Regions from separate parts of the Homo sapiens genome. Here region 1 is linked to region 2. A link is a contact called in ENCODE Hi-C or POLR2A ChIA-PET data. All regions are on one chromosome and are shown on one strand. Each heading gives the region's core, a stretch centred on a gene start or an enhancer-like site at or near the end of the contact. The rest is flanking DNA. Distances are from core to core; before and after follow the strand shown.

Region 1 (6,095 bases), core at 208-2,707, 36 kb before region 2:
CTGCAAGCTCCGCCTCCTGGGTTCACGCCATTCTCCTGCCTCAGCCTCCCAAGTAGCTGGGAGTACCGGCACATGCTGCCATGCCCGGCTAATTTTTTGTATTTTTGGTAGAGACAGGGTTTCACCGTGTTAGCCAGGATGGTCTCGATCTCGTGACCTCATGATCTGCCCGCCTCGGCTTCCCAAAGTGCTGAGATTACAAGGCGTGAGCCACCGTGCCCGGCTTTTTTTTTTTAGAGAGATGGGATCTCAGTCTGCCACCCAGGCTGGAGTGCAGTAGTGCAATCATAGACTCAAACTCCCGGGCTCAAACAATCCTCCTGCCTCAGTGTCCTGGGTAGCTGGGACAACAGGTGCATGCTACCACACCAGGCTAATTTATTTTTGTTTTAATTTTTTATAGAGAAGGTTCTCATTCGGTTGCCCAGGCTGGTCTCAAACTTGTGTGCTGAAGCAATCCTCTGGTCTCAGCCTCCTAAAATGTTAGGATTACAGATGTGAGCCACTTTGCCTGGCCACAGCATTCTTTTCTATTTCCTCCTATACCTGCTTCCAGCCCAATTCTTAGCATAAAGTTGACGATCAACTGGACGTGGTTGCTCACGCCTGTAATCCCAGCTCTTTGGGAGGCCAAGGCAGGTGGATCACCTGGAGTCAGGAGTTCGAGACGAGCCTGGCCAGCATGGTGAAACCCCGTCTCTACTAAATATACAAAAGTTAGCCGGGCACGACGGCGCAAACCTGTAATCCCATCTACTTGGGAGGCTGAGGCACGATAATTGCTTGAACCCAGGAGGCAGAGGTTGCAGTAAGCTGAAATCACACCACTGCACTCCAGCCTGGGCAACAGAGTGAGACTCCATCTCAAAAAAATAAAAATAAAAATAAAGTTGATGATCATTAAATATTTGTTGAATTGGATTGAGTAATACCAGGAATAAATAATCCCCTAGTCTTCTCTTTGTGATTCCTTCTGAATTTCTGTGGAGTAGTCAACAGTATTATGCTTCAAGCATTACACTAAGCATTTTACATGTATTATTTCATTTCATCTTTATACCAACCTAATAGGAATGGTGCCTTTTCAAAGTCTATTTTAAAGACTACTGTGCATTTATTTAGCAACAATATTAGCAAAATGACTTTTTCTTCAAGATATAGAGAAATGTGCTGTAGAGGACCTAAACAAAAAGTAGATACGCTCTCTGCTTCCATGATATGTTTTTATTGTTCTCACTTTAAAATTCTGAAATGAGTATGTAACTTATAGTTGGTGTGAACATTTAACATCCTGCCTTTTTTGTTTCTCCCAAATGCTGTTGGTGCATTTTTAAATTGCAGAAACATATGATGTCAAAATTGCGGCCCATGTCTCTTACTTCCCCATGGTCTGTTAGAGAATGTGATGACTCTGACAATAAATATGCTTCATAAAGCTGAGCTTACATCCTGTTGTCGTTCAGGAACTTGCTGGCTTGCTGCCATACAGATACATTTATCAAATGCATCTGCAGAGTTAAGCATTTTTATTTTTGAGAGCTTAAAGTACTTTAGAAACTCTAGTTTCTATTCTGTAGTGAATAGGGGTATAACAAGAAATCTCTTACATGTCAAAGAAAAGACCATTTATTTTCCTGGAAAAGGGCATTGTCTTTCTTCATGTAATAACTTAAACATATTGGCTTAAGGATTGTTGTCATTGTCTTCCTCACTACTGCCATCATCATGGTGTACATTTAGCAGGGGAAGAAAAAATCAAAACTGATCCCAGTGCTAGTTAGAACTATTATGGTTTAGGAGCACATTTTAAAAATTAATTATAAAAATGAGACCCTTTGGGAATAAGTTTGATGGCTTGGGGCAAGTAAAGAAAGAGTAAACTACTCTATAAGAAATAAATTAGAATCTGAGGGATTGAGACAAGTAAGTCAGCCAGGTGAGGAGGCACTGGGGCTGCAATCTGGCCATCTGTTGTGAGGCCTCCTGAATGTAGTGCCCATTTCTTTTTTCTTTTGAGACAGAGCCTTGCTCTGTTACCCAGCCACTGCAACCTCTACCTCCCGGGTTCAAGTAATTCTCCTACCTCAAGTAGCTGGGATTACAGGCACCCACCACCACGCCAGGCTAATAGTTGCATTTTTAGTAGAGACAGGGTTTCGCCATGTTGCCCAGGCTGGTCTCGAACTCCTGACCTCAGCTGATCCTTTCACCTCAGCCTCCTAAAGTGCTGGAATTACAGGCATAAGCCTCAGTGCCCGGCCTAGGGTACCTTTTTCTAAATGTGCACAAAGGCACTATAAGGACCTGTAGTGACCCTAAGAGGGACCCAGCACAATGCCTAGAGGCTACAGCCTGAATGGAAGAGACACAGAATGATTTCTCCATAAATGGGAATGGACCAGGAATTTTTAAGTTAAGAAATGTTAAAATCCAGATTAGGTCAGTCTGCCCCAGAATGTCATCCCCTTCTGTGGCTCTCTTCCTTCAACAATAATACACTCTGGATAGTGGTGCTTCACAGAGAAGAGATTGAGGCAGTCTCCAGTGCCAGTGAGAGGACAAGGTGACACAGAGCACCGGAGCTTTAGCATTGCTGGAAGCAAGATTTCAGAACCAGAGAACGCCAAAAGGAAACTAAACCCCAGAGTATCCTCTGAGAAAATGGGACGGGTATTTGAACCAAATGTTATTTGAGTTCCAAAGGACTTGGGAACCTCTATGAAGCTGACATATGTATTACACATGTATAAATATCATTTAAAATCATTTGAGGTAGTAAGGTCTGAGAGATTAACTAACTTGCTCAGGGGTAAAAGTAACATATCTGTAACTGGAATATGGCTCCTGGGACTTCTGCTTTCTGCCATAACGGAGCAAGGGGAATGAGATTTGCCATCTTGGCTGGGCGCAGTGGCTCACGCCTGTAATCCTAACACTTTAGGAGGCTGAGGTGGGCCGATCACCTGAGGTCAGGAGTTTGAGACCAGCCTGGCCAACATGGCAAAACCCCGTCTCTACTAAAAATACAAAAATTAGCCAGGCATGGTGGCAGGCGCCTATAATCCCAGCTACTAGGGAGGCTGAGGTGGAAGAATCACTTGAACCCGTGAGTGGAGGTTGCAGGGAGCCGAGATCGTGCCACTGCACTCCAGCCTGGGCAAAAGAGCAAGAGTCCGTCTCAAAAGAAAAAAAAAAAGAAAAGAAAAATTTGCCATGTTGCCTTTAAATTTTTTAAACTGGGTCGGGTGCGGTGGATCACACCTGTAATCCCAGCATTTTGGGAGGCCGAGGCAGGCAGATCACGAGATCAGGAGATCAAGACCATCCTGGCTAACACGGTGAAACCCTGTCTCTACTAAAAATACAAAAAATTAGCCAGGCTGGTGGCGGGCGCCTGTAGTCCCAGCTACTGGGGAGGCTGAGGCAGGAGAAAGGCGTGAACCTGGGAGGCGGAGTTTGCAGTGAGCCGAGATCGCCCCACTGCACTCCAGCCTGGGAGACAGAGCAAGACTCCGTCTCAAAAAAAAAAAAAAAAAAAAAAAATTAATACAGCATTCTGTTAAATAGACCCAAGAATATATGGTAATTTGCTATATGGCTGCATTTTAATTCAGGAAGGGAGACAAAGATTATTCAATAAATTATACTGGGCCGGGCACCGTGGCTCACGCCTGTAATCCCAGCACTTTGGGAGACCGAGGCGGGCGGATCACGAGGTCAGGAGATCGAGACCATCCTGGCAAACACTGTGAAACCCCGTCTCTAATAAAAATACAAAAACATTAGCCGGGCATGGGGGTGGGTGCCTTGTAGTCCCAGCTACTCGGGAGGCTGAGGCAGGAGAAAGGCGTGAACCCGGGAGGCGGAGCTTGCAGTGAGCCGAGATTGCGCCACTGCACTCCAGCCTGGGCAACAGGGTGAGAGAGACTCCATCTCAAAAAAAAAAAAAAAAAAAAAAAAAACTTAAACTGAAAAAAAATCTGAAACAACAGTTTCAGACATTGGACAACAGGTAGCGTGGGACAGTGATCCCTGAAAGGAAACAAAAGAGATGAGCCTCACAGTTGTCTTCTCTTACTGCCTGGGGAGAGTTTCCAGGTAGCAGCACAGAGCAGAGAACCAGGGTAGAGTCTCGAAGCCCTGAGGTCTCCCTGAGTTAAGGAGCCAGAACTAAGAATTTGAAAAAACAAAGGCATCTGGAACTTATAGAGATGAGCCCTGGGGAGACAGGTGGAGGAAGAGAGAGAAAGCCGAAGATTTGAAGAAGGGTGTGTACCAAAACAAAAACAAAGCTAAAAAATATTTAAAGGGATATCGAAATACAAAAAAAAAAAAAAAATCCAGCACCCAATAAGGTAAAATTTATAATGTCTGACATCCAATCAACTATTAAAAGAAGAAGAAAAATATAACCAATACTGAAGAGAAAAATAAAGCAATATAAATCCATAAATTGAACAAATGAGAGAAATATCATATTAAACGAGGACATTGAAACAGCTATCATATACTCTGTAGGTTCAAAATGGTAGAAGAAAGTATGAGAATATTAATTAGAAACATGGAAAATATTAAAAAGACTCAAATCAAACTTGTGGAAATGGAAAAATACCATATTTAAGATAAAAAATACACTAGATGGGATTACTGCAAATTATGCCCTGAAGAAGAAAATATTTGGAGGTGAATTTGAAGGCGTAGTATCCAGAATGAAACACACAGAGGAAAAGACCAAAAAAATTGGACAGAGCACCAGTGAGCTATGGGAAATATTTTTTGCTTTTGCTTTATTATTTATTTATTTATTTATTTATTTATTTACTTATTTATTTATTGAGACAGGATCTTTCTTGCTCCGTAGCCCAGGCTGGAGTGCAGTGGTGCAATCTTGACTCACTGCAACCTCCGCCTCCCAGGCTCAGTTGATCCTCCCACCTCAGCCTTCCAAGTACTGTTACTACAGGCATGTGCCACCACACCCAGCTGCTTTTTTAAAACAATTTATAGAAACAAGTTCTCATTATATTGATCAGACTTGTCTTGAACTCCTGGGCTCAAGTGATCCTCCAAACTTGGCCTCCCGAAGTGCTGGGATTACAGATGTGAACCATCATACTCAGCTGAGATTTTTAAAGATATACAAAAGCTAAAAGGATTCATAAGCAGAATGCCAGTATTACCAAAATTTTTAAAGGAAGTTCTTCAGATAGAAGGAAAATTGTACCAGATGGATATCAGGATCTATACAAAGGGATGAAGAGAATGGAAAATGGTAAATACGAGGGTAAACATAAAAGACATTATTTATTTATTTATTTTTGAGACAGAGTCTTGCTCTGTTGCCCAGGCTGGAGTGCAGTGGTGCAGTCTCGGCTCACTGCAACCTCTGCCTCCCGGGTTCAAGCGATTCTCATGCCTCAGCCTCCCGAGTAGCTGAGACTACAGGCATGGGCCACCATGCCCTGCTGATTTTTTTTTTTTTTTTCAGTATTTTTAGTAAAGACAGGGTTTCACCATGTTGCTCAGACTGGTCTCGAGCTCTTGAGCTCAGGCAATCCACCCACCCCAGCCTCCCAAAGTGCTAGGATTACAGGCGTGAGCCACCACACCCAGCCAATTTTTAATAAGCAATGTTTATTATTTTTGCCTTATGTACTGTGAGATTTATAATGAATGGAAATAAAATGTATGACAACAAAGGCTAGGAGGGAGGAAATGAAGATATACTGCTGTAAGATCCTAACACTAGATGTGAAGTGGTATACTGTTGCTTCAAGTCAAATTGATAAGTTAAAGATGCATATTATAAACCCTGTCTTAATCCATTGGAGCTGCTATTACAAAGTACCATAGGCTGAGTGGCTTATAAACAAAAGAAATTTATTTCTCACCATTCTGAAGGCTGAAAAGTCCAAGATCAAAGTGCTGGCAGATTCAGGGTGTAGTAAGGGGCCACTTCTTTATAGGGTCTTCTCACCCTACCCTTACATGGTAGAAGGGGTGAGAGATCTCTCTTAAGTCTCTTTATTTAATTTATTTGTCTGTTTGTTTACTTATTTATTTATTTATTTATCTGAGACAAGGTCTGGCTCTGC
Region 2 (5,765 bases), core at 2,404-4,903:
TTTCTTCTATAATTAAATAATTGTCATTTTATATTAAAATTTTTTTCTAGAAAAACCTTGATTTTTGACAAAAATGTTGAAAGCAAATACTATTTTTTATTTTTAAAATTTAAAAATAACATTCATTATTCTCTAAAATTTTACTCTTCTCTAAAATCTTTCAATACATTTGTTTTTGAAGCACACTATTAACTATTCACAATCAACATTTTACTTTAGCTAAATCTATTAAGTAATCAGACAGCAATTCAGCATAATTAGTTCATTACATTTGTATAGAAGTAGATAATTTCATAGAAATCTATCAAAACAAAATGAAAAATTGATTATTTGGTTACAAATATTAGAAGAGTGGTTCACCTTTAATATCTTCTTTATTTTATCAGTAGCAGAAAAATCTGTCATGTAAACTTTTCTTAACTTCTTTTCTTCTGAAATTCCTTAATTTCTATAACTTGGCCTTTTGACAGTTGTTAGAATCAGTTACTGACAATTCCTTTTTATCATTCACAAAATATAGCTGGAGACCTTTGCTCAGAAAGGAAAGCGCTGATATTAATTAACAAGTTTATCGTTTCAAGATTGGGTTCTGTACTCATGTGAGTTTTCAGCTATGAATTATGGCTGCAGTAATTACCATGCCTTTGTTGATAATTTTAGTTGAGTTGCTTATATTTTAGATCCTACCTCTTTTTTTCATAACTAATGATTTTAAAGTTTTGGCATTTGGGAATTACAATGTTTCTGGACTTTGTTTAATATTTTTTTCTTTTTTTTTTTAGATAGGGTCTCACTCTGTTGCCCAGGCTGGAGTGCAGTGGTTCGATATGGCTCACTGCAGCCTCAGCCTCCCTGGGATCAAGTGATCCTCTCACCTCAGCCTCCCAAGTAGCAGGGACCACAGGTGTGTGCCACCATACCCGGCTAATTTTTGTATTTTTTGTAGAGATAGGGTTTTGCCATGTTGCCCAGGCTGGTCTTCAACACCTAGGCTCAAGCAGTCTTCCCACCTCAGCCTCCCAATGTGCTAGGATTACAGGGGTGAGTCACCACGCCCAGGCTGGACTTTATTTAAATGCTGAAATTTAAAACTCTTGGTTAATGATAGGAGGCATTTCAGGTGGTTCTCTGTGGCACTTCTCAACCTTTGTCCACAAGGACGCACTTGGCCTTCCTATCAGTTGTATGTAAATCCCTCTCATTTATTGTGGCTCCACTCCTCTCTCTCCACCTAGGAAGAGCTTTGCAGACATTACCTTTAATCTAAAAACAAACCAATAGGAAATAGTGGCACTTTTAGTAGGTAACAAATTACTGGAACATTCCTCCCGACACTTCATCACACTACAATGACACCACATGATGCCTCATGACTCCCAGTGAAAAAGACTACTTTAGTAGTCACCACAATGCGCTGGGAAACAAGAAACAAAAGACAAAAAATAAAGTCCCTTCCCCGCCCCCCATTTCGTAGAGTAACCTTTGTTGGAGCAGTAACTTAACCTCTCTATACTTCAGTTCTCCTTACATACAAAATGAAAGCTACAAGAAGTTCTTATGAAAATATCAGTTAAGTGGTTTTTTTAAATTTTTAATTTTTATTTATTATTTTCTTTTTGAGACGCAGTCTCTGTCACCCAGGCTGGAGTGTGGTGGCATGATCTTGGCTCACTGCAACCTCTGCCTCCCGAGTTCAAGCAATTCTCCTGCCTTGGCCTCCCGAGTAGCTGGGATTACAGGTGCGCACCACCTCACCCAGCTAATTTTTGTATTTTTAGTAGAGATGAGGTTTCACCATGTTGGCCAGGCTCGTCTTGAACTCCTGACCTCAGATGATCTGCCCCCCTTGGCCTCCCAAAGTGCTGGGATTACAGGTGTGAGCCACTGCGTCCGGCCAAAATATCAGTTAAGTTTAATATTGTTTTGAGAGCTTCACTTCAATAAAATAGGATGGAGGGCCTGGCAGAGTAGAGAGGGATTCAAATGTAGAAGGCTTGAAATCGTAGGCTGAGGAATTGAATCGTTATGTAATGGGGGCTTGTAAAGATTACTGAACAGGGTAGTAGCATAATCATCAATATCTGTGTTTTAGGAGGAAAACTGGCAGCAGTGTGTAAAATAGGATAAAGTGATGGAAAATAGTGGAGTCAGGAGAGTATTGCAAAGGTGTAGACGAGAGTTGATGGTAATTGCTGTGAGAACTGGAAAAATTGGACTAATTAAAGAGGTATGGGCTGGGCGCAGTGGCTCACACCTGTAATCCCAGCACTTTGGGAGGTCGAGGCGGGCGGATCATGAGGTCAGGAGATCAAGACCTTCCTGGCTAACATGGTGAAATCCTGTCCTACTAAAAATACAAAAAAATTAGCCGGGTGTGGTGGCACACACCTGTAGTCCCAGCTACTCGGGAGGCTGAGGCAGGAGAATGGCGTGAACCCTGGAGGTGGAGCTTACAGTGAGCCGAGATCGCACCACTGCACTCCAGCCTGGGCGACAGAGCGAGACTCTGTCTCAAAAAAAAAAAAAAAAGAGGTATGAAGGACAATCAATTGTAGAAGCCATAGGATTTGGTTGGATATGAGGAGTAAGGGAGATAAGGATTTATTTCTTTCTTTTTTTGAGACAGAGTCTTGCTCTGTTGCCCAGGCTGGAGTGCAGTGGTGCAATCTCGGCTCACTGCAACCTCTGCCTTCCAGGTTCAAGCGATTCTTTTGCTTCAGCCTCCCAAGTAGCTGAGATTACAGGCACGCGCCACCACGCCCGGCTAATTTTTGTATTTTTAGTAGAGACGGGGTTTCACCATGTTAGCCAGGATGGTCTCAAACTCCTGACCTCAGGTGATCCGCCCGCCTTGGCCTCCCAAAGTGCTGGAATTAGAGACGTGAGCCACAGCGCCCGGCCCCTAGAGTACGGATTTCAATGGGTTAAGGGTTTCTGGTCTGAACATCTGAAGATGCCTTTCCTTAACTGAATGCAAGCTCAGGAACGTGTAGATTCTAGGATTAAGTATGATTTTCTCCCGTTATTTGAAATGCCTGTGGATCCCGTGTGATGCTAACCACCTGGACAGTTAGAGTAGGTGTGGGGAAATTTCTTCTAACAAAGGAAAGGAATATTTTTGTAATGAAAACAGCTCATTTTTATAGTTCGCAACCATTAGTGCCCCAAACTCTGAGGTAGTTATTACCTCGCCAGCGGTAAAAGCTTGATTATAGTCCCTGATTACCGACTGTGTGAAGGTCCTTGTTTCCAGCAACTTCCATAGGCAAAATGATATTAATTGTGATTAATTATCGTGTGGCATAATACAAAGACCAGATGATGTATTATGGCTTCCGGAGGGCGCCTGCATCGTTTTTCGCTGGAGCCCTCGGGGCAGGGGAACTGGAGAGCTCCCTGGGTGGCCTTTGGCCCTTCCCTGGTCAGAGCCCGCCAGCTGCGAGGTGCCCCCAGCCATGAGGTCTGGGTCTTCAGGCTCTCCCGACTTCGGTGCCTTGACCTTGGGCAGAAGGCCCTGTTAACCTTCCTCGCTCACGGACTCGAGCGACCAGCGCCGGGGACGGGGCGGGCCGTCCTTAGGCCCCGCCCCTTCGCCTCCGCCCCGCCCCGCCCCGCTCCTGGCCGCCGGCTCCCTCCGGCAGCAGGGAGATGCGCGCCTGCGCCGGCCCTCGCCTCGGAGCAGCCATGATGGTGGGTGTTCTCCGCGGCGCCGAGTCCCGGGAGCGCGGTGGGGGCAGCGGGCGCGGGGCGGGCGCGGGGACCGCGCCAGCCTGTCACTAATGTCTCCCTTTGTGTCTCCCCCATCTCATCCTTTTCCCCGGCGCGCCGTGCCCGCCGACCCCACAGGAAGGCCTGGACGACGGCCCGGACTTCCTCTCAGAAGAGGACCGCGGAGTAAGTTCTGCCTTCCTTTCGCTCGCGGGACCCTGGACCCTCCTTCCCCATCCTGGGTCCCCGGGTGTGGTACGGGGATGGGTCCCCAGCCGCGCGGCACTCCCTCCCCGTAGTCCTCCTTTCGGTTTCCTCGCTGCACCGCGCCCCACCCTCCCGCAGCCCTTCCTCCCTAGGGGCCGCTCGGCTCCGATTCCCGGGGACCCGCGGCCGCTTTCTTGTCCCCCGCCGCTGTTCGGGCCTTCTGGTGGACCTCCACTCCCACGCGGGGCGGGGTGCAGGTGGCGAAGTGGAAATGGAGGCGGGAGATGGAACGCCCCCACCCTCCCTCGACACTTTGGGGCCATGAAAACCCATTCTCGGACCTTCCCAGCGGCACCCTCAATTTTCACCCGGTGTGGACATCTCGAACTTGCTCCCGCCCACCCTTCTGTCTCTCTCAAATAGTACAGGTGTAGTCTACATTACCATTTTGCAAGGATTTTTATAGTAGCCGAATCAACTCCTGTCCAGTGCCCTACTAGATTATGCAAAGTGCAGGTAGCCCATGGTATCTTTACTTTTTCTAATATCCAACAAATCCTGTCTTTGGCAGGATTTCCTTGGTGTTTTATTCCCCCTTAGCTTCTTTGAGGTATATTGACAAATACTGTTGATAATTGTATATACTTAAGGTATACATTATATTTTAATACACGAATACATTGTGAAATGAGTACCAAAATCAACCTGACATATCCATCACCTCACCTAGTTACCATTTTTTTTTGTGTGAGAACATTTGAGATCTAAGCAAATTTCAAGTATGTACCCTTTGACCAACATCGACGCTCCACCCACTCACCCCCCACATACACACTCCGCCAGGCCTTTGATAACCTCCATTCTGCCCTTGGTGTTCTGAGGTTAGTTGCATTCTACTTCAGAAAGAGCCTTCCGGGCTCTGATTCCTCCCTCCCACCCCACTCTCCACCCCCTTTTTCCTTGGCTGAAGGGTGGTAATCTTTATAGTCCCTTGTACAAGTGAGCACTTGGAAAATGTTGATATATGATAATTACCATTCAGCAAGGTTCCATGGTTCCTTCACATTTCACAGCCTGCACTTCAGTTTTCCCTTTTGCTTTTTCTTATCCGTTTTAATGTGAGAGAGACATCTGTTAGTGCATATTTGGTAGGTGATAAAATATTGTGGGATGTTATTGCTGTTTGTAATAACAGATGAGGTAGTTAGTATGAACTGATGACTTTTATAAAACTTTTATTTATTTATTTGGTTTTATGAGACAGTATCTCCCTTTGTTGCCCAGGCTGGAGTGCAGTGGCATGGTTATAGCTCACTGCAGCCTTGACCTCCTGGGCTTAAGTGATCCTCCCACCTCAGCCTCCCAAGTAGCTGGGACTACTGGCACGGGCCACCATGCCTAGCTGGGTTTTTGTTTGTTGGCTTTTTGAGACGGAGTCTTGCTCTGTCACCCAGACTGGAGTGCAGTAGCGCTATCTTGGCTCACTGCAAGCTCCGCCTCCCGGGTTCACGCCATTCTCCTGCCTCAGCCTCCCGAGTAGCTGGGACTACAGGCGCCCGCCACCACGCCCGGCTAATTTTTTGTATTTTTAGTAGAGACGGGGTTTCATCATGTTAGCCAGGATGGTCTCGATTTCCAGACCTCGTGATCTACCCACCCCGGCCTCCCAAAGTGCTGGGATTATAGGCGTGAGCCACCACGCCCGGCCTGTTTGTTTTTATAGAGACAGGGTCTCACCATGTTGCCCAGGCCAGTGTCAAACTCCTGGGCCTAAGTGATCCTCCTGCGATTATAGGCGTGAGTCACTGTGCCCAGCCGAGCTTTTAAATAGTAAGAAAGATGGAGAAGGT

Evidence for each region. A loop is a pair of places that touch in the nucleus more often than their neighbours do. ChIA-PET counts read pairs that join two places held with the same protein, here RNA polymerase II (POLR2A). Pooled maps may share reads with other maps.
Region 1: a loop to region 2 is called in a map of endothelial cell of umbilical vein, with 2.2 times the contacts of the local background. The contact joins the enhancer-like site here to the promoter of SNX6 in region 2. A Hi-C loop is called at or near these places in 6 of 168 maps with a recorded cell type or tissue (CD4-positive, alpha-beta memory T cell, Caco-2, dorsolateral prefrontal cortex and 3 more) and 17 of 50 pooled maps. POLR2A ChIA-PET finds 5 or more read pairs at or near these places in 17 of 52 experiments (A549, AG04449, AG04450 and 12 more).

Annotation. Positions count from the first base shown.
Region 1 is chr14:34,661,598-34,667,692 of GRCh38, reverse strand. No RefSeq gene overlaps it. Among named protein-coding and RNA genes, the nearest start is that of SNX6, 34 kb to the right of the region's middle. Within about 2 kb of position 1,457, at least 2 of the 41 ENCODE cell types and tissues checked have a DNase peak (open chromatin) inside an H3K27ac peak, as active enhancers do; they include CD4-positive, alpha-beta T cell and endothelial cell of umbilical vein, where a contact is called at or near this core.
Region 2 is chr14:34,628,036-34,633,800 of GRCh38, reverse strand. SNX6 (sorting nexin 6) reads left to right here and starts at 3,653. Exons shown (of 14, transcript NM_152233.4): 1 at 3,653-3,690; 2 at 3,847-3,894. The coding sequence starts at 3,685. RefSeq lists an enhancer at 3,330-3,379 and a silencer at 3,550-3,899.